Linked DNA regions of Homo sapiens: region 2 is linked to region 1. Evidence: chromatin loops called from intact Hi-C (ENCODE). Cell type or tissue: PC-3. All regions are shown on one strand. Each heading gives the region's core, and the rest is flanking DNA. Links, peaks and the distances in the headings are about the cores only.

The links. Peaks named below come from ENCODE experiments on the same cell type or tissue, not always from the same donor. Only the 100,000 strongest peaks of a DNase experiment are listed, where the experiment ranks them.
Region 2: it touches region 1 in a loop (2.2-fold over the local background); 2 of 110 quality-filtered maps call a loop at or near these places.

Annotation. Positions count from the first base shown.
Region 1 is chr3:131,212,462-131,223,520 of GRCh38, reverse strand. All of the region lies in intron 14 of NEK11 (NIMA related kinase 11), which reads right to left. Among named protein-coding and RNA genes, the nearest start is that of NUDT16-DT, 160 kb to the left of the region's middle. RefSeq lists an enhancer at 6,273-6,774. In PC-3, for the core only: no CTCF peak of the experiment used is centred there; DNase peaks (open chromatin) are centred at 5,200, 5,950 and 6,480; H3K4me3 peaks cover 990 bases; H3K27ac peaks cover 2,645 bases.
Region 2 is chr3:131,344,662-131,355,720 of GRCh38, reverse strand. NEK11 (NIMA related kinase 11) reads right to left here. Exons shown (of 18, transcript NM_024800.5): 18 at 5,256-6,164. The coding sequence ends at 5,945. The region is part of intron 2 of NUDT16-DT (NUDT16 divergent transcript); the gene reads left to right. Among named protein-coding and RNA genes, the nearest start is that of NUDT16-DT, 31 kb to the left of the region's middle. In PC-3, for the core only: no CTCF peak of the experiment used is centred there; DNase peaks (open chromatin) are centred at 5,680 and 6,600; H3K4me3 peaks cover 350 bases; H3K27ac peaks cover 3,204 bases.

The sequences.
Region 1 (11,059 bases), core at 3,652-8,651:
CACAGACAAACCTTTCTTTTGTTAAAACACTAAGCTCCTCTTCCCAAAACGTAGCTCATTGTGTACAGACAGCCTTAGTCCCTTTCCCTCTCCTACCTAAGATTTCCTCCTAGAAGGGGAAGAAGGAAAGAAGTGGCCAGGGAAAAGTGCCATTCTGCCACCTAAGTTATGAAACAAACTGGAATGAATCTGTCTCCAGTATTTCTTAAGTAAGCACCACTAATTTGGTGCTGCCCACAAAAGGACTCATTTTCATTTTCAAAGGGAAAAGTCAAAAAAAACGTAAGTCCGTTCAAACTGTGTTTGTCACGCCTCATGTTTTTCATACATAGACCCAACTTGAAGCCTTCTTAGCTTAAGATTCCTTTCTCCTGTCACTAAGGGGAAAAGAGTCTGATAAACAGCTTTAATTTCCTTGCACCCTGAAGTCAGCCTCATAATGGGTATACTGGAGTGGCATTCCAGATCTTCTGTATGCCAGGCAAGCAGTAACAGAATGTGTTTATGAAGGAATCCAATAATGGCTGCACGAGTTTGGACACAGATGTTTCAAATCCATGCTGGAAAAACGAAGACATCACCCTGTTCCAGGAAAATGATGGCCTTTATCAGATCCTTCAATTAAGACCCAAATAAATGCCTTTCTCTAAGACTTGTGTGAGCATCAGGATCACCTGTGGGCTTGTTAAAACGGATCTCTGGGTCCCACCCCAAGACTTGCTGATTCAGCAGGTCTGGTGTGGTACCTGAGAATCTGCATTACTCACAAGTTCCCAGCTGATGCTGATGCTGCTGGTTTGGAGGCTGCCCTCTCAGAATCACTGCTCTAGAATGTGACTAGTTCAAATAAGAGTATACACTATAATAAAATCTAAAAGATTTTATACTATTTCTACATATTTCAACCTTTGTATGTTAAAGACAAAACATAAACGTAAGAAAAACTTTACCTTAGAAGAGCTCGAGTTACTGTGCTATTAGTTGTCTAAATTACTTAAAATCTCCATAGAGGTATAAGTAATTCAACTACTCCCATTTTGTTGATAGAAAAGAACAAAGCTAAGGGTGAGCAGCCCAAAGTTATAATCTTTATATTTGTGTGCATTTTACAGTTTAAAAAGCATGCTGATATACATTTGATACCACAAAAATTTGATACCATTTAATAGCACAAAGATACCATTTGATCTTTGCAACAACTCTTCAATGTAGACTAGAATGACATTTTTCTGCCCACTTTTCAGATAGGAAAAGTAAGGTTCAGACAAGCTAATGACCAACCGAAGGTCACACTGCTGCATCTGAATCCCCTTTCTTTCACTGAATAAGTCTATTTATGGTTAGTTAGAAATTTTCATCTTTGCTAGTAAAACCATTTCAGAAAGGTCATGATTATCTTTCTTGTAGCTCTGAAAGATATTAGACAACAAGGGATAGACTTTTGACTTACGAGATAGAAAAACTGAAGCTTAGTCATCCTGGTAAACCGTCTTAAGGGAGCTGGGAGAATCAGATTCAGCCTGAGCCTAGTTCTCACTACCATCTATCTCAGATGTGTCAAACTTGAGTGTGCCTCAGAATCAGCTGGAAGCCTTGTTAAAACAGATTCTTGCTCCCACACCCAGTGTTTCTGATTCAGTAGGTCTGGAATGGGGCTTGAGATTCTGCATTTCTAACTATGCCACTCGTCTGGAAACACACTTTGAGAACTATTGCTCTATCTTATAGAACCTTCGAGGAGAAAATGACATACAGATGCAACTGTTAAATGAAAAACTCCCTGTCACTTCATCTACTGCATTAGCTCTTTAAACTGCTAAAACGATCCAGATATACATTAACAATTTTTTTAAAAAAGAGTGTTTTCATAAAACAGGAACTTTGCCTGAAGAGAAAACCAAGTTTCCTCTAAAGGAACTTAGTTCCTTTTAGACATTTAGAAGATCTCAGCCTGTGGGCCCACCACCATCCCAGATGGTTTTAACCATTAGAATGCCTTAAGCAAATCCATGTGACAGGCTTCCCAGAATGGTTCTTAAAGGGTGGTCCCCAGAATAGCAAGAACAACATCACCTGGGCTCTTATTAAAAATAAAAATTTCCAAATTTGCCTATACCTCCAACCTACTGAATCAGAAACTGGGATGAAGGTCCAGCAATGTGTGGTTTGACAAGCTCTCCAGGTGATCCTGATGCACCCTTAAGTTTGAGAACCACTAATTCAGCACAATGACTGGCACTTTATGTCTGCTGAAATAAAAATCCCTTCTAATATTCCAGGTAGATGGTAAGCTCCAGGAGGGCAGAGGCCACACCCATCCTGCTTACCATGGTATCCCCAACACATGATTCAAAGCAGACACCCAAAACTTCTTGCTGAATAAATGAGTACATAAATCTCTAAGAGATAAGGACTTTCAAATTGCCACATAATATCATATACAAAGAATTAACTAATCCTTTGGGAGAGTAACGTGGAGAGGGGAAGCTGAGGAGAGGAAGGAGATACAGATGTTTTTCCTAAGACTCCCCCACCCCTTTCCTCTTTTTCACATACTTTGAACTTATATCTCAGATGTAGTCATACCTTCGAACTGCAAAAAATGTCTTCATCGTACTAAAACTTCCAGTTACATCCTGCAGGCCCACTCAGTCAAGTCCCAGAACTCAGTCAAGAGGACCCAGAGTGTGACAGCAAATGCTGTTAGGCTGGAGCTTTCTCCAGGTGCCCTAGAGTCTGCCCCGGACACCCTGCCTCTCTCTGCATATCTAATCATAGTTCAGCATTAAAGTTTGCGGAGCTGGCTGTCATGGGGCAGACAGAGGGTGGGTGGTGGGAGCCCTCAGCAGAAGGCAGCTACCAAAAGATGTCCATCTCTATTTGTCCTTTCTTTTCTAGTTTTCTGAAGAGGGTAATGGCTTTATTACACCAAGCCAGAAAATACTGAACAAGGCTATTATAAGGCTCTAATAAGAACAAACTGATTTATTCTTGTATCTCAATGTGGCCTCTATGAAGACCATGTTCATTCATTACAAATTGGGAGTGGCAGTGCTTAGAATGATTACAGTTATTATTTGTATTAACATGACAGCCATCAAAGCATTTCTTAATTTCCCAAAAATAACATTTGTGGGTGTGAAAAACTGCTCAAATTCATTTTTAATAAAAACATTAAAAATAAAAATATTATTTTCTCATATGTATAGGAAACCTATGATTAATATGCTACAACGTCCCCAAAACCATAAGATTTTTTTTTACCTTTTACATAAGGTAAAAGTCAATACTTTGAGAAGACACACAGACATAGGCATTGTGCTGAGTTGCCTCAATTTCCCCCAGAAGCTCCATTTTGTATAAGGTAAGCACAATTTAGATGAAAACAAAACAAAACAAAACAAACAAAAAACCAAAAAGAAATTGAAGTCAAAGTTAACTGGTGACATCTGCTGCTTCTGAGAAAAACTGCCTTGCAACAGAAGTGATGATACAAAGTAGTGACTAGGAGGACCACCTGTAGGGTCAGATGGCAATCAAATTCTGCCTCCGTTGCTTATTGGCTGTGTGACCTCAGGTGGGCTACTTCACTTCTCTGGGTCACGGTGTTCTCATTTGTAAGTGGGTGTAGTGGCTACTATCAATGCCCCACACAAATTCTCTTCCCAGACACACTCCAAAGTATAATTGGCACACCCTCGTCTGCTAGCTGCTGTGCATGTTGGCTGCTGTATTAAGTCAGCCAGAGCTGTAATGAGAAGATACCACAGATTGGGTGATTTAAACAATAGAAATTTATTTCCCAGAGTTCTGGAGGTTGGAGATTAAGGGGCCAGCAGGGTTGGATTCCTCTGAGGCCTTTCTCCTTGGCTTCCCTCTTGCTGCTTCTTCACAAGGTCATCCTCTGTGCATGCATACCCTGGTGTCCCTGTGTCCTAATCTCTTATTCCTCTTTTTTTTTTTTGTATACTTTAAGTTTGGGGATACATGTGCAGAACATGCAGGTTTGTTCCATGGATACACACGCGTCCTGATGGTTTGCTACACCCAGGTTTGCTGCACCCATCAACCCATCATCCACATTAGGTATTTCTCCTAATGCTGTCCCTCCCCTAGTCCCCCACCCCCTGACAGACCCCAGTGTGTGATGTTCCCCTCCCTGTGTCCATGTGTTCTCATTGTTCAACTCCCACTTATGAGTGAGAACATGCAGTGTTTGGTTTTCTGTTCTTGTGTTAGTTTGCTGAGAATGATGGTTTCTAGCTTCATCCATGTCCCTGCAAAGGATGTGAACTCATCCTTTTTTATGGCTGCATAGTATTCCATGTTATATATGTGCCACATTTTCTTTATCCAGTCTATCATTTTTGGGCATTTGGGTTGTTTCCAGGTCTTTGCTATTGTGAATAGTGCTGCAATAAACATACATGTGCATGTGTCTTTACAGTAGAATGATTTATAATCCTTTGGGTATATACCCAGTAATGGGATTGCTGGGTCAAATGGTATTTCTGGTTCTAGATCCTTGAGGAATCACCACACTGTCTTCCACAATGGTTGAACTAATTTACACTCCCACCAACAGTGTAAAAGCATTCCTATTTCTCCACATCCTCTCCAGCAACCCTATCAAAAAGTGGGCAAAGGATATGAACAGACTCTTCTCAAAAGAAGACATTTATGTGACCAACAAACATATGAAAAAAAGCTCATCATCACTGGTCATTAGAGAAACGCAAATCAAAACCACAATGAGATACCGTCTCATGCCAGTTAGAATGGCGATCATTGAAAAGCCTAATCTCCTCTTCTTATGAGGACACAGTCAGATTGGCTTAGAGCCCACCCTATCAGCCTCATTTTAATTTAACCACCTCTCTAAAAGCCATGTCTTCAAATACAGTCACATTCTGAAGTACTGGGGGTTAGGGCTCCAACATATGGCTTTTAGCGGGGACTCAGTGAAGCCTATAACAGTTGCTGACAGCACACAGATACTCTATTCTCCACAGAATTGTTCTTGGATCAAAGAAGCCCTCCTTACTGAAAAGATGATGCCACATCTCTGCCCCAGGGGCAGTCCTGGCCAATGACTGAGTGACTTAAGGTAAAACCATCTTTGTGGTGTTACTCATGCCCCAGAGCTCCCTGTGTGAGCAGACTGAGGCTAGTCTCCAGCTGAGACCACATCCTTGCTCAGCTCCTTTTATCTGGACACAGCCCCCAACCCCACACCAAACTCTATATACACACACCCACATCCTTAGAGCTCTCCACAATAAGATACATGCACCAGATACCCATCTCAGGCTGTGCTTCTAAGGAACCCATCTAAAGACTTGGACATTATAATAAAAATATCTTGACTCATGGTTACAAAACAAAATATAAAGGATAAGAGATAAACATCTCTTAAAGAAAAATAGTCAGGTGCCAGCAAAGTCACATTCTTTAATATTATAACTTTAATCCTCAGACCTTCAAGAAAATAATAGAGCCCACATCTGTGGCACTGCTAAAGTGAGTCCTTTGTCAGATATCAATTACATCTCAGATGACTAAATTTTTTTCTCTCTGGAGGTTTAGTCTCCTGGCCCTCTTCAAAGTCTTCTTAAAATGCTTCATCTTGCATAATGTCCAGAACATGGTAGATGCTCCATAAAATGGCACTTATTAATTTAGTAGGTAGAAAGATTCGCTTTTATAATTGTTGTTGTGAGAATTTTTTTTAAGAAATTGTATTTAGAAAAATACCTAATAAAAGTGCAGGGAAAGAAAATGATATGATCCCTTCTGCCAGGGAACAAGAGGAGGGCTTTGGCCCTGTTCCAGAAAGGTGGAGGGAAAGAGAGTGGGAGGGGCCAGAGTGAGATGGTGGCCGATCATGTGCTCTGTAAGACGCCAAATTCACCCGAAACTTAGCATAAATGTACCATCTAGGTTTGTGGGAGTACACTCTATGATGTTTGCTCAATGACAAAATTGCCTAAGGACACATTTCTTTGAACGCATCCCCGTTTTTAAGTGATGTGTAACTGTACACATAAAGGGCCAACAGCATAGCTAGAGGAAAACACTTCCCAGGCAGAGGTCACCTGTCCTTCAGGATGACAGCTGAACTCTCCCAACAAGATAAAAACCACTCCTAAAACCCCAGCTTTCCATTCTCCCAGCAGCTTATAAGGATACCCAGTCTCTCCCTCCCCCATGCCTTCCCCGGCACTATTAAAGAAAAAAAACTGACTCTTCTGATACTTTGCTGTTTGGGAAAAGGCATTTTATCCATCTCAAAACTTCAATTCAACATATATTGTATTTTATTTTTTCCTTTTCAATTTTTAAAAGCAATCTCTCTCCCCACTGTGAACCATGAAATAGTTTATCAGAGTTATGCAGTGAGTCATCGGCTGGGCCTCGAACACTGTGTTCACGGTGTCCTAGTTCCCGGTGACAGCAGTTAAGATTGCTCATTGGAGCTCAGAAGTCATAGAGAGGGAAGGGCACACTCTGAGACCCACAATTGTTCCTTTCCCTGGTGACTCATCCCCTTTTATGATACCATGGGCCCCTGCTGGAGGTCCCAGAGAAGCTGTTACTCCACATGCCAAATGGCTGCTGCATCTCTATTTCATTACAAAGAGCCCCCTCTGCGCCCAAGGGAAGCAACTGTAATTTTCAATCACCGTAACATTTAGTGGGACTGGAGGCATGCAGCAGCATATTTGCTAAGAAATGTTTCAAACCAATGTTCAAGCCAGAGAAGAATATGGACAGCCCCCAGTGAAATAAACACACTCATATTCTGAGGGAGAAATGAACAGTCCAGGTATCTTTTAACACTCAGGTCTGCAATCATCTCCTATCTTCCATTGGCATCATGTCTTACACAGGCTGCTGCAGAAATGTTTTGAACCAATGTTCAAGCCAGAGAAGAATATGGACAGCCCCCAGTGAAATAAACACACTCATATTCTGAGGGAGAAATGAATACTCCAGGTATCTTTTAACACTCAGCTCTGCAATCATCTCCTATCTTCCATTGGCATCATGTCTTACACAGGCTGCTGCAAGCCTTGCCTAATGCACTCACCATGTGACTCTCCCCTTTCAATGAGGCCCTCGCTGCCAATAAAATTGAGTATAAAATCTTAAGTTTGGCAGGCAAGACCTTTTATCATTTGCAACCCACATTCCCAGATCTGCCTCTTCTTACCAATGAATATGGTAGATCTCATTTAAAGGTTATGTACCAAAAGACTCTGATTGGGCTGTCCTGGTCTGGGTCTAGGAAGCTTTATTTTTCTGATGCTTTCCAGATAGTTCTCATATGTACCTTCAGAATCCTGGCTTTCATAACCTGAACTCTGTATTTTTCCCTGAATTCACTCTTGCTTTCCCACTTCATCTCTTTAAAGTACCACTTCTTTTAGAATTGACCTAATATGGTAGACACTAGCCACTTGTGGCTATTTGAATTAAAATTATTAAAATTAAATAAAATGACAAATTCAGTTGCACTAGCTACTTTTCAAGTGCTCAATAGTCACCTGTGACAAAATTATAGAATATTTCCAACACTGCAGAAAATTCTACTGGACAGCACTGTTCTAGGCTGTCACCTCTCTAAATAGAGGGGCACAGCCTCCGCTTTCAGTTTGGCCAGATTTCTTTGAAGCTCTGGGATGTGAGTCACTTTACCTCTCTGATCCTCAGTTCCTCTCCTGGCCAGCACACCATCTACCATCACCAATCCCCACCTCTGCAAAGAGAAGGCAGAATCTCCTGGCCCTTGAAAGTGCTCCAGCTCTCACAGTTGTGGATGTAGCAGGGGAGAGGTAGTGTCTCCATCGCACCCCAGCCCTAAGCCTCTTCATGTAACTGAGTGCCATATCAAAGGATGTATCCAATCAAATCTTCTCATCTGTAAGATGCCCTTTTCTGCCTTCTTTTACACCATATCTACATGCACAGGTTGAATAAATGCCCAACCCCAGCCTTCTGGGCAACCCCCTTGCCCAGAGAAAGGCAAGCTCACAGACCTCCCACACCCCCATGGTAGACAATATCTTTCTTTTCTTTTTTTTTTATATATTTTTTTGTTATACTTTAAGTTCTAGGGTACATGTGCACAACGTGCAGGTCTGTTACATATGTATACGTGTGCCATGTTGGTGTGCTGCACCCATTAACTCGTCATTTACATTAGGTATATCTCCTAATGCTATCCCTTCCCCCTCCCCCCGCCCCACAACAGGCCCCGGTGTGTGATGTTCCCCTTCCTGTGACCAAGTGTTCTCATTGTTCAATTCCCACCTATGAGTGAGAACATGCGGTGTTTGGTTTTTTGTCCTTGTATATTTCACAGCACAGCAGGAATCAAGTCAACTTTGAGAATAATATCACTAACTGCAAGTGGAACTGAACCTCAAATACAAACAATATGTTTATATTCTTAGGATGGGGGTGCACATCAGTTGCTTGGTTTGCCATGATGCTTTCTTTCCTCACACAATAAACTACAGGGTTAGTACCGTGACCTTTTCTAAAACAAACTTTCAAAACCAGGGCTAAATTTAACTACATTGATTAGCTTAGCCTACAGCATCACACATGAGGTTGTGAAAAGAAATAATTTTCTTAGACAAAATGCATATTCATGACCCTTTCTGGAGGGCTAAATTAAGTACAGTACAGTACTGTTTTTTATATATAGGACAGCAGGTTCTGCTGTAAGTGCCTCTCTAAGTGACATCTCTATATTTGACTGAGTGTACTAAAAGCTCTCCACTCCCTGCTACACACACACACACACACACACACACACATGCACGCACATTCACGTGACAGAAATAAGCTCCATGATCCTTTTGGAAATAGGTCTCCCTCAAGCTCTAGAGTCTGCACTTTTATCCTATATGTCAAGATGATTTTCCCTCAGGAAAAACTGTAATGTTTCCCTGAAACTTTTCTTTCCTGCTTTAGAGAGTAAAAGCGAAAATGACAAGGTAACATTTGTCTTTTCTCCCCCAAATTCAGAGAAATGAATTCAGGCCAGGAAATTCATTCTGTCAAGGAGAAATGTAGAAAGACTTCACAGAGACTCTGAAAAATTTGGTACATAGTGGGATGTGCTGTGTTTGGAGGCAGAAGACAACTCGTTCTATGACTTTAGGCAACTGGTTTAAGCTCCCAGGCCTTAGGTGTCTTACGTGTAGAATGGGATGGTGATAACTCACCAACCTTAAAACCAGAGCCTGAACTGAATGATTTCAGGTTACTTTTCTGCATTAAGACTTACAAATTTACGACAAGGAGTAATAAACTAGACCAATATCTTAGTTAGTTTGGGCTTCTGTAACAGAATACTATAGACTAGGTGGCTTAAACAACAGAAATTTATTTCTCACAGTTTTGAAGGCTGGGAAGTCTAAGGTCAAGGTGCTGGCAGATTCAGTGTCTGGTTGAAGGCTCCCTTCCTGATTTGCAGACTGCTGTCCTCTTCTTGTATCCTCATATGGTGGAGGAGCATGGAAACATAGAGACAGGAAGCCAGCTTTCTCATGTCTCTACTTACAACGGAACTAATCCCATCCTGTGGGCTCTACCCTCATGACCAAATCACCTCCTAAAGGCCTCATCTCGAAATATCATCCCACTGGGGATTAGGGTTTCAATATGATGAATCTGGGGGGACAAAAACATGTACTGCATTACAACCAGTGTGCACATGAATCATCTGGGGAACTTGATGAACTCTGGGTTCAGATTGGCAGGACTGGAGTAGGGCCTGAGATTCTGCATTTCTGACATGCTTCGAGGTGATGGAGATGCTGCTAGTCCACAAACCACACTTAGAGTAGTAAAAGAATAGACCACTGATTTCTGTTCCTGGCCACCAAATATTTGCCAAAAAGTAAGATTCTAACTAAGACCACCACAGCTGAAGGATTTAAATTACTACCATAGGCGGCCTCTCCCTCCTCTCTTTTACTTTTTTCTCGTTGTATTTTCTCATTAACAAAGTTTCTGTCATGTACATTGGAATGCACTTAGCAACTTGTATAATTGCTGGCAGACAGAACACCTTGTAAGCCAAATGAGAGTTTCTCTTCAATAAAATCCTAACATCATAATTTCTCTTTTCCACCTCTGGTCTCCTGGAAAACATTTGTCTCCCATTGGCAGCACCCTTCTGTTAACCGGCCATCTGGAGGCAGTCAGGAAACTGCTAGAACATGCTTGCTGGCCTAAAGACATTCTCGGCTCACCAATGTGAAGAGGCAAACTTAACACAGCAAGATGGGATGTGTGTGTGTGTGTGTGTGTGTGGAGATGGGTGGCATGGGGGGTTTAAGGAGTTGGTTCACATTCACGCAATTATGGGGGCTGGCAAGTCCAAAATCTGCAAGGTAGGCCATGAGGGTAGGGCAACAGGCTGGACACTCAGAAAAGAGTTAATGTTGCAACCTTAAGTCCAAAGGAAGCCTGGAGACAGAATTCCTTCTTCTTTGGGGAAGATCAGTCTTCTTCTCTTAAAGCTTTCAACTGATTGGATGAGGCCCACTCACATTATGACATTATCAAGAGTAATCTGCTTTACTCAAAGTCTACTGATATAAAAATATTAATTGCATCTTAAAAACACCTTCACAGCAACATCTAGACTGGTGATGGACCAAACTACCATGGCCTAGCCAAATAGACATATAAAATTAACTATCACAGGATCTAACAGGAGAATTATTTTGCAACTTGAAATCTGACAGAGAATAAAGTTGCCAAACAGAACTCAGATCTTCCATGCAGGCTGCAAAAGTCCCTAACAGTAGAATTCCAGGCCTCTTCTAGTACTAAGAAACATCTTGACATTTAGATGTTGACTTTTTGGCAAGGGTAATTAACAGTTTCTTAACAAAGATGGCCTAATAGAAACAGTTCCAGTCTACAGCTCCCAGCGCGAGTGATGCAGAAGATGGGTGATTCTGCATTTCCAACTGAGCTTTGAAGACAGCAGTGGTTCTCCAAGCACGGAGTTTGAGATCTGAGAATGGACAGACTG
Region 2 (11,059 bases), core at 2,568-7,567, 130 kb before region 1:
ATATAGTTGGAGACAAACTTCCTCCAGATTTATAAAAATCAATGCCAAAAAAATTTTTTACAAGCCCAAGGATTTGATAAAAAAAAAAAAGTGTTGGAGGAGGAATAAAGAGTGATGTCAGGAGAAGGAAGACATGTTGGTTAGCTTATTGACATAATAATGCCACATAACAACCAACCACAAATCCTGAATAGCATGCAGCAAGAAATATGTATCTCTTGCCTGGGAGTTTTATGTCCCCTGGAGCGGCTCTGCTTTGCCTGCAGTGGCTGAGATGACTTTGCGTCACTCTGTGGGTTGGCTGGTGTGGCTCTGTTCCATCTCTGTCATCCTCCTATGATAGGCTGGCTGGTGATGAGGGAGATGCAAGAGAACATATCCAACTGCACCGACATGTTTCCAGCCCCTTAGTATATTCCTCAGCCAAAACAAGTTCCATGGCCAAACTCAGAGTCAAGGAGTGGGGAAATATTGAGAACTACAAAGTTATAAGGCAATAGTCAGGGGTTTAGGGAGGGGTAAATTGGGACTAAAAATTCAAACTATCAAAGTGGGAAAAGCCACAAAATTTTGGGAAGGAAAAAGAATGTTTCTAGCTGTTGAAAGATTGTCTCCTGAACTAAACCTAAAAATCTACTTTGAAAATATTCCTGCTGGGGCCAGGTGCAGTGGCTCATGCGTGTAATCCCAGCACTTTGGGAGGCCGAGGCAGACGGATCACCTGAGGTCAGGAGTTCAAGACCAGCCTGGACAACATGGTGAAACCCTGGCTATACTAAAAGTACAAAAAATAATAGCCAGGTGTGGTGGCACTTGCCTGTAATCCCAGCTACTCAGGAGGCTGAGGCAGGTGAATCGCTTGAAGCCGGGAGGCGGAGGTTGTGGTGAGCCGAGATCGCACCACTCCGCTTTAGCCTGGGCAACAGAATGGGACTCTGTCTCAAAAATAAACAAATAAATGAAATAAAAAAGAAAATATTCCTATTGGTGTCAAGTTTTCAATTCTGTATAAATGTTAATAACTGTGGTACTCCTAGTGAATATTTGTGTATTATTTTATAATGTATATTTGTTGAACCAAATTTCTGAACTTCCTTCTAAAGTTAAGGAAAAAACTTGAGCATCCTAAGATTTCTGGCAATGATGAACACTGTGGTGTTGCAGACTCATGAAGTGAGTTGAGGCACTGAAAGAAAGCAAGGCTGGTCTGGAGAGTCCACTGACTTGCCTTCCAGAGCTGTCTTCCTCATGGTTCTGTCAGCTCTTAGCTGGCTCTCAGCTAATTTCTGGTCAAGTGCTAGCTGAAAATGGCTAAAAGTGTTTATCTTTCAGGGTGCATTTGGATGGTAATTATAGAAGCCTAGAAACCTAAGGGAGTCTTCAGGGATGAATCTCCAATGGTGGAAGATGAGGTAGCTTGATAATACATTTAATGATTTTTTTTCCTCAAAGTTGAGAACATTTTATGGCATTTAAAGCACTTCTACACATTAGGCTGAATCACGGTGGCAATTTCATGTGATTCAACCTATTGTATTATTTATTCTTTACAGCAATCTTCAGACACAGGCAGGAAACAGATTCAGGGGAAATCACTTAGTTGCTTTAGATCACACAGTAAATGGTAAGAGTAGGCCTGGAATCCAAGTCATCTGCTATCAAGTTCAATTTTTTTCCTTACACAGGTGTGGCAGAAGTACTTTAAAACATTTGTTTTGCTCTGTGTCCACCCGTGCCTCTCTCCTTCCCCCAGCCCCACACTTTCTCCTTCTCTTTGCCTGTTTCTGTTTATCACCTTAGTGGCCTGGCCCCATTCCCTTCTGATACACTAGCTAGTGAACCCATCATCTTGAAAGAGGAATGTGGTATATTTCCCCCTGTTGAGCTACTGCTTAATTTGTCAGCCTCCTTTACTCTGAGCCCACTGTGATGGCTGGACTCTTAAAATATACCTAGGGCTTTGCTCCAACTTCAGCCCCAAAGACATTAAATAATTAACTTCCAGCACTCTCCTTTGTGTGCTTTATCTCTGCATCACCCAAAATAGCTGGTGGCATTTCCTCTGTATAAATAGAAAGCAGAAAGGTCAACTGGCATTTTTGAAATATATATGTATATATATATTTTTTTTTACAAAGCAGCAAGCTAGCAGGATCCCTTTATTTGCTCATACCTGTGACTGTTTCATAACAAGAAACTTCCTAGTTTAACTCCTTAGTCAATTTCCCCCACCATCTTGCAGTTGGATCGTTACTAATACAATTTGAAGTGGTTCAAAATTAAGACTGAGTACAGCTGAAAGAGAAAGCATTTTCTCAGTGGTGATAAGTAAAAGATTTAACATTCAAGTAATGTTAAATCTTCTTCCCCACTCCCACCCCAGTGAACCAAATGAAAGTAAACTTGAGTGAGCTTCTCTTTAGAGGCATGGAGCTATGATTCAAAATGATATTTCTTCCTAGCTCTTTTTTCTTTTGAGCCTGATGAAGTGCATAACACAAATCCCTGGAGAGTAAGCTGTTTTTAGTCTGCACCTGTCTTCTAAGAACCATGTTCTGAAATGCAAGATAGGAAGGTGAATCTGTTTGTGAAAGAAACTATTTGAAAATCTAGCTATTTCCTCTTAGGACCCAGCACACAAGTTTTGTTCTGTTCTAATGTTATAAAAACCATCGACAAGAAGATTGGGCAATTTTTATTAACTGGGGTAATATTATGGTCCCCGCTCTTCCAGTCATATTTGCAATCTGGTTGGTCACAAAAGGGCATGTGAGCTCTGGGGAGCATTTTCTGGGGTGAGGTCTCTTCCCTGTTAATGTGATGGCAATTTGCATGCCTGCTGTCAGCAGCAGTGTGGTCACATGCCCCCATCATCCTAGGTTTCCCAGGGCAAACCTGATTTTCAGTGTTCTACCATGGCAACAACCACGGGTCGTAGATTTTGACCTGGGAAACACACTCAAGTTCCAAATTCTGAAAAGTCTCAGATCCCACCTCCAGAAGCAGTATTTGAGGTCTGCTTTTCCTGCTGCAGACACAGGGGCTGTGAGAGCACAGACATGCTCCTGACCCCCAGCCTCCCAGCCAGGAATAATTCTCCAGTATGCAGGGAGAGAGGGTGAGAATGGGCATCATTAGCTTTGGGAAGAGGCAGAATGAAGTTTTGTGCAGCCCCCAAAACCTCTCTATAGTGTAAGGGAGTTGTGGGAACTCAGAAGAGTGATGTTCATAACCCTTGAGCACTAGAGAAATTGTGGGTTCACCTGGGTGGTTCCTTTGGTTGCTGGGCAGGGATAGAAGTGAAGCCACAGGATAGAGTGTTAGGGCACAGTGGCCATGCCCCTTTGTCCTTAAAATAAGCCCATTAAGTTCTCTCAAGTTATTCACACTGACTCACCTACCACTCCACCCCAGTCACTACTTGCTTATATTCACTGTGAAGCATTTGAAGTCTTTGGACCCTTCTTGGAAGTCCTCATACCACCTTCCAAGATGTGAGATTAATTAAGCCCCCAATTAAGAGCAGCCAAAACACTGTTCCAAAAAGAGGGAGGGGGAGAAGAGAGACAACAGAAAGAAAGGTCTTGAACAATTGTTCTGTGTGGTACCAGTGGCACTGGCACCACCTGGAAACATGTTAGAAACCGTGATCTCTTGAATCAGAAATGCTGGTGATGGAATCCACCAATCTATGCTTCAACAAGCACTCCAGGTGATTCGAATGCATGCTCAAATGTGGGAATCACTGGTCTAAAAGAGTGCATCATGCAGGAAGCACAGCACCACTGAAAACAAGTTAGTAAGATAAAGAAACTCTCTTAGTTTCCTCAGTCATCAGCAGGAGGCTGAAAAGTGAATAACAGTACTGTGGGCATCAAATTCACCCAGACAGTTCTGAAACAATAGATATGTTTTAGCCCCTTGTCTTCCCAGAGAAGGGAGTGGGGTGGGTCTTGGTATTGACAAAGATTATCTCCTCGACCAAACTTTAGACAGGCTCTTTTGAGCCCTCTTTTTTATGAGGCCTCATTCTTGGCTCTGTCTTCAGCCTGCCAAACCCAGTTTTAGCAAGAATTCTGGTAAAGTCAGTTTATTGAGAATACCCCACATTTGATAGCTGATCACCCTCAGTATCTGATCAAATTCCTCATCACCTGCCCTCAATCTCTGATGACCCTGGCCTTCCTCCAGTGGGAATCTTAAGTCAGTTTAGCAGGAATCTCCCTGCTATGGTGTGAATATTTGCCTGCTCCAAAACTTATGTTGAAATTTGATCCCCAAAGTGGTGATGTTGGGAGGTGGGGCCTAGTGGAAAATGTTTGGATTATGGGGGAGCACCCTGAAAAATAGCTTGCTACTGCTCTGGAGTTCTTGCTCTCTAGGCTGGATTGTTTCTTGAAGGAATGGATTATTTCCCCAAAGGGTGGGTGTTATAATGCCAGGACACCCCTCAGGTTTCTCTGTCTTCCTACTTGTCCACTTCCCCTTCATTGCCGTGTTGTGATGGAACACAACAGCTTTTGCCAGAAGCCAGGGCCATGCCGTTGAACTTCTCAGCCTACAAAACCGTGAGCTACATAAACTTCTTTTCTTTATAAATTACTCAGCTTCTGGTATTCTTTTATGGCAACACTAAACAGATGAATACAACCCCCAACCTTTGAATACTCCTTTTAGAAATTTTCCATCCACCAAGGCCCGTATCCTGCTAATTGGCTATTAATCTCTAGTTTTCTTTGCTTCAGCAAAGAAACTTCAGAGTTGAGCCCAATGCCTCTCCCATATTGCAATATTGTTGATACCTATCAAAATAGTCCTGATTACAGTCTTTTTGCCATTTCAATAAGTGTCAATAATTTTTTCATTAACAGTATATTTAAATGTGTCTATGTTTAAAAAGCTTCACAAGCAAATCTAATATAGTTCCATGGTTGAAAATTCTGATAGACACTGGTTAAGAGTATGGATTCTGGAATGCGACAGACCTAGTTTCAAATGCCAACTCTGCTTCTTGCAGCTGAGTGACTAAGCAAATTACCTAACCTGAGCATCTCTCTTTCTCTGTTGTCTCTCTCTCTCTCTTTCTCTCTCTTTCACTCTATCTCTCTCAAGTTAGTGAAAAGATCCAATGAAGGCCCTTAAACTACTAAGCACAGTACTAGTACCCAACAGGCACCAAATTAACCAAATATTACTGGCTCTAAGTAATAATTATCAAAGGATGGATATGTTACATTCAATAAGAAAGTTTTACATAAGGAAAAGATAAAATAGGTGATTTATTTTGTAACTGTGAAAACTATGTTTATTTTGAATACAAATCTTGAATTATCTATGGATGAGTTTGAAATAAATCATAGAAGAGAATCACTTTTTGGATTTTTAATCCAGGTCCTTGTGTGTGTATGAAATACACACATATCTTCCTTATTAGTCATGGAAGGGCAAAAGTGGACCAAAAACAGGTCAGCTAAGACAGGCATGTCTGGCTTCTGGGCTGTAGCTCAGCATGTTGTAGGCTAGAGTCCAGTGACCTTCACTGGCAGGCTGCCTACAGTCCATGAGACCCTAGGCAGTCAGGCACTGAGCTCTGTCCTCCAGCTGAAAATAATGAAGAGCACACGGCTTCTCCCCGGTCATCGTCAGGGTGACTCAATCCTGCTGGAAGCCCTGAGGGCGCACATGAGAGAAATGCTTTTCAAGGGAGCCAAACTTGATCTATAAGCTTATCTCAGGGTATAGTCCAAATAACACTTATGACTCCAAGCATAGGCAGCCATGCTTACTACTCTCTAAAGAAGCCAGTACTTCTGATGAGGAATTGAAAGTCAAGATGGGAGCTCTGCTTTTGTATCCATTCCCCATAATAGAGTTCAGCTTATATGTTAAATGAATTTTCACATAAATTTGTCCACTTGAACTTCTGCTTCTTTTTGATAGTTGCCTAGAGATGGTTCTGGAGAGTAGGTTCTTTTCCCATCGTGATCAGCAACTGCTCTTCAAAGTACAGGAGCTGGTCCACTTCAAAACAGTCGCTGGCTTGAGGCACCACTTTTTCCAAACACTCGCGGATCTCTGCTTCGCTAGCATTCTGATGCCTTGCTCTCTTGAGGTAATTATAGACCTCTTCAAATACTTCTGTCCCCAGCTTCTGCATGGCTGATCTGTCAAAAAAGTTACAAAAGATTACAAAGAGTTACACATTAAGATCACCTGCAGGAAAATGTGCTTTTAAATCATTGATTTTACAAACATTGTCATTCTGGGATTTAGAAAAAAAGGGGGAAGAAAAGGCACAATATCTCCACCCTAAACATTTAACAGTATTCAACAAATAATGCCTCAATGTCTATTATGTGCCAGGTACCCTTCAAGGAACTGGGAATATAGCAGTAAACAAGTTAGGCAAAGTCCTGCCCTTGTGTGTGTATATATATATAATACACAGATATACACACAGATGTGTTTATATAAACGTATGTATATATACACATATACACATAAGATATCAGATGGTTCTAAGTGCAATGAAGAAAAAGCAGGGTGAGGCGGACAGGAAAATCCTTCTGAGGAAGTGTCATTTGAGCAAAAGCTCTCAGGAAGTAAGACAAATACTAGGGGCAAAAGAATTTTGGCCCTAAGGCTAAAACATATTGGAAAAATAACAAGAAAGCTATTGTGGCTGGAGTTAGTAGAACAAAGGGAAACAGGATGGTGGGATATAAAATGCAGAAATAGTTAATAATAACAAAATAATAATGAGGAGGAGGAGGAGGAAAATGAGGGGGAGAATAGTTTTGTTTGCCACTTGCCAGGTCCTTTTCTACTCACTTTGCCCTTTCAATCACACTTAACCTTTACAACAGCTGTACGAAGGAGGCAATTTTTTAAATCCCTATTTTACAGATGAAGAAACTGAGGCTTAAAAGGGGTAAAGTTATTTGGCCAAGTTTCCACCAAGGCCGACATTCATTTTTTCCACACTTCCAGTGATTGTCCATATGTCAACATAATCTTTATGTTATAATCATATTGCCATATCTAGTATGTTTATTTCACCGTTGACTATTTTCCTCTATCTCCAGAAAGGGTCACAAACTAAAGACCTATGGGCAACATTTGGTCCATAACATGTTTTGTTTTTCAATACCATGTTTTATCTTCCTTTATTATTTTTAAATGTTTTAATGTGAATGTCTTTATGTGGGGCCTGCAAGCACTCTGTACTCTGCATTTTCTGACCGTCTTTGACCTACCTCCCCTATCTTTTATCATCTTATACCAGGCTCCTTCTCATAGTTCTTCTACCCACTTAACTCAAGGGCATTCAAGTTGGTGGATTTTGTTTTGCGGTTCTTCACGGTTGTCGTTTTTAATGGCTCCATATTGTTCCACTGAATTTATGTGCCAATATTTACTCCATTTTCCCTTCACCAAACAATGAGCTTTTTTTTGCTCCTTTGCACTATAACATAGTGTGAATACCTCATCTTTAGATATTAGGCTTTTACATTTTAGGGGAATATTTTATGACATCAAATTTTTAGGAGTTGGGCTATTATGTGTGTGTTCACTCTAAAAATTTATATGTGTACTTATGGTTTCTGCACTTTTCTCTGAAGAACAGAGAAAAGAGTAAATATATGTTGTGCTTGATTAAATGATAAAAATGTTATGGGAATGAGATTATTAGGTCAAAGTGTATAAATATTTGTGTGACTTTAACTTGAAGAAATATTACTTTTTCTTCATTTCAATGGATTTGGTAAAAAGAAAAACCAGGATGTGTATTTTTTTTTTTTGGAGATGAAGTCTCTGCACTGGTGTGATCTCAGCTCACTGCATCCTCTGCCTCCCAGGTTCAAGCGATTCTCCTGCCTCAGCCTCCCGAGTAGCTGGGATTACAGGTGCCTGCCACCACGCCTGGCTAATTTTTGTAATATTGGTAGAGATGGGATTTCACCATGTTGGCCAGGCTGGTCTCGAATTCCTGACCTCAGGTGATCCCAAAGTGCTGGCATTACAGGCCCACCTTGGCCTCCCAAAGTGCTGGGATTACAGGTGTGAGCCACCGTGTCCGGCCTTTTTTCACAATTTTTGAAGCATTAATGCTTAACAGTAATGATGGTAATGTTGATAATAACATTGGAGACATTAGTCACAGACTCATTCATTTTATAAGCTTTTATTGTTCAGTGTTATTCAAGCTTGTAATCTCTAAATCATAGGATATGTGTTACGTATTGTGGCCGATAAAGAGATGAATAGGTAATTCTTCTAGCTCTGGTTTAAAGGCTGGTCATGACAATGCAAGACATAAATTTTTAATTTTAACTAACATTTCTATAGCCCTTTAGAGCTTGCAAAGTGCTTTTGCATTCATTATTTCAAATGCTCCTTATGAACTAGGCAATTCATTGAACATTTGTCTTCATTTTACAGATGAGAATAAGCAGGTTTTTCGTAGCCTTTCACAAGCTCACACAGTTAGTGTGGTAGAGTTTGGACTCAAATGCTGATCTTAAAACACCAGATGCTGGAGAAACCAGCAGCCCTAGGCTCCACAATAAGTTTCCCACCTTCTGTCATGAGATTGTCAGGACTGATTCCAGCATGCCTAACATCCCTAGTCACCTCAGTCACCCCCACAAAATCCAGGTGTTTCTTTTGCTGACATCTACCAAACCCTGGTCATTCTCTTCATACACTGATTACTTCAGTGACTAGCCCACTCTTTCTTCCACCTTGTACTCTTGTCATCATTCTTAACTTCTGTATTCTTGCTGTCTCTGGTTTTGAACTGCCTCGCATTCAGCCATCATTTCTTTTACCCTACCTGAGTTGCCCATTCCCATGATCATATCAATTGACCTCATCAGTGCCAATGACTACATGACCTCTGAAATTGATTTCAAGCCTCCTACTCTCTAATCACCCCCTCAATGCCCTCCCACCATACTTACCAGCTAATCTTCCACTTCATGGTGCCCTTCACTTCGACTCTACCCCCATGATAATAATTACTCACTTCTTTTGTAACCTCATATACTCACTCCTCACCTACCTCCTCACAGTTAATTTCATGGCCCATCATCATAACCATTATCTCGCAAATACCTTTGACTTTTTCCACCCCTTTCCCTTTGTTTGGCAAAGACCTAATGGTTAAACTCAGTCGTATACCTACTCCATGGCTGTACCCAAACAAGAGAATATTTATGGAGAAAAGCATCCAAATATACCAAGTCTCTCATTTAAGATGATAATCTTGATTCAGAATGGCACTCAGCACTGCCCAGCAATCTTACCGTGTTTCCCCAGTATGTTTATTTTCCTCCCAAAATGACTACTTCAAATGTTTTCCTTTATTCTTTTAAAAAATATTTTATTTTTGATTTTTAAATTTTATTGTGTATATTTGAGGTTTACAACATGATGTTTTGGGATACATATAGATAATAAAATGGTTACTATAGTGAAGCAGATTAATATATCTATGACCTCACATAGTTACTTTTTTATGACAAGAACAGCTAAAATCTACTTATTTAACAAAAATTCCCAATACAATATAATTTTATTAATTTTAGTCCTCATATTGACATTAGATCTCTAGACTTGTCCATCCTACGTATCTACTGTTTTGTATCCTTTGACCTACATTCCCTCATTTCCTCTCCCCTACCAACCCTGCCTGAGGTAACCGTTGTTTCATTCTCTATCTCTGTGTACTTGAGCTCTTTTTTTTTTTAAATATTCCATATATAATTGAGGTCATGCAATATTTTTATTCCTATGTCTGGCTATTTTTCACTTAGCGTAATGTCCTCCAGGTCTATCCATGTTATGGCAAATGACAGGATATCCTTTTATAAGGCTGAATAATATTCCATTGTATATATATGCCACACTTTCTTTATCCACTTCTCCATTGATAGACATTTAGATTGTTTCCATATCTTGGCTATTGTGAACAATGTTGGAATGAACATGGGAGATATCTTTATGGGGTGGTATTTTCTTCTCCTTTGGGTATATACCCAGAAGAGGGATTGCTGGGTCATTGGTAGTTATACTTTTAATTTCTTTAGGAACCTCTATATTGTTTTCCATAGTGGCTGTACCAGTCTACTGTCCCCCAGCAGTATATATTAGGGTTCTCTTTTCTCCACACCAACATTTGTTATTTCTTCTTTTTGATAACAGACATTCTTAGGGGTGTGAGGTGATATTTCATAGGTTTTAATTTGCATTTTCCTAATGATTAGTGACCCTGAGCACCTTTTCATATCCGTTGGCCATTTTTATGTCATCTTTGGAGAGATATCTGTTCAGATCCTCTGGCCATTTTAAAAATTGAGTTATTTGGTTTTTTGCAGTTAAGTTGTAAGAGTTTTTATAAATTTTGGATATTAACCACTTATTAGATATGTGGTTTGCAAATATTTTTTCCCAGTCTGTAGGTTGTCTTTTCCTTTGTTAATTGTTTCCTTTGCTGTGTAGAATCTTTTTAGTTTTACATACTCCCATTAATTTATTTTTGCAAAAGATCAGAATAAAAATAAATAGGGAATAAAAAACATAGAAAAAAATTAATCAAACCAAGAGTTGGTCATTTGAAAAACAAAACACAATTGACAAAGCCCTAGCTAGACTATGAAAAAAAGAAAAGATGCAAATAATAAATCAAATCAGAAATAAAAGTGGAGACATCACAACAGATGCATCAGAAATAAAAAAGGATTATAAGGGACTGATATAGTTTGGATATCTGTCCCTGTGCAAATCTCATGTTGAATTGTAATCTCCACTGTTGGCGGTGGGGCCTGGTGGTAGGTGTTTGGGTCTTGGGAGCTGTTCCCTCATGGCTTGGTGCTGTCCTTGTGATAGGGAATGAATTCTCACAAGATCTGGTTATTCTAAAGTGTGGCACCTCTCCCCTCCCCACTCTCTCTCTTGCTTTTGCTATGTTACATGCCTGCTCCCACTTCCCCTTCTGCCATAAGTAAAAGCTCGCTAAGGCCTTCCCAGAAGCCAAGCAGATGTTGGTGCTATGCTT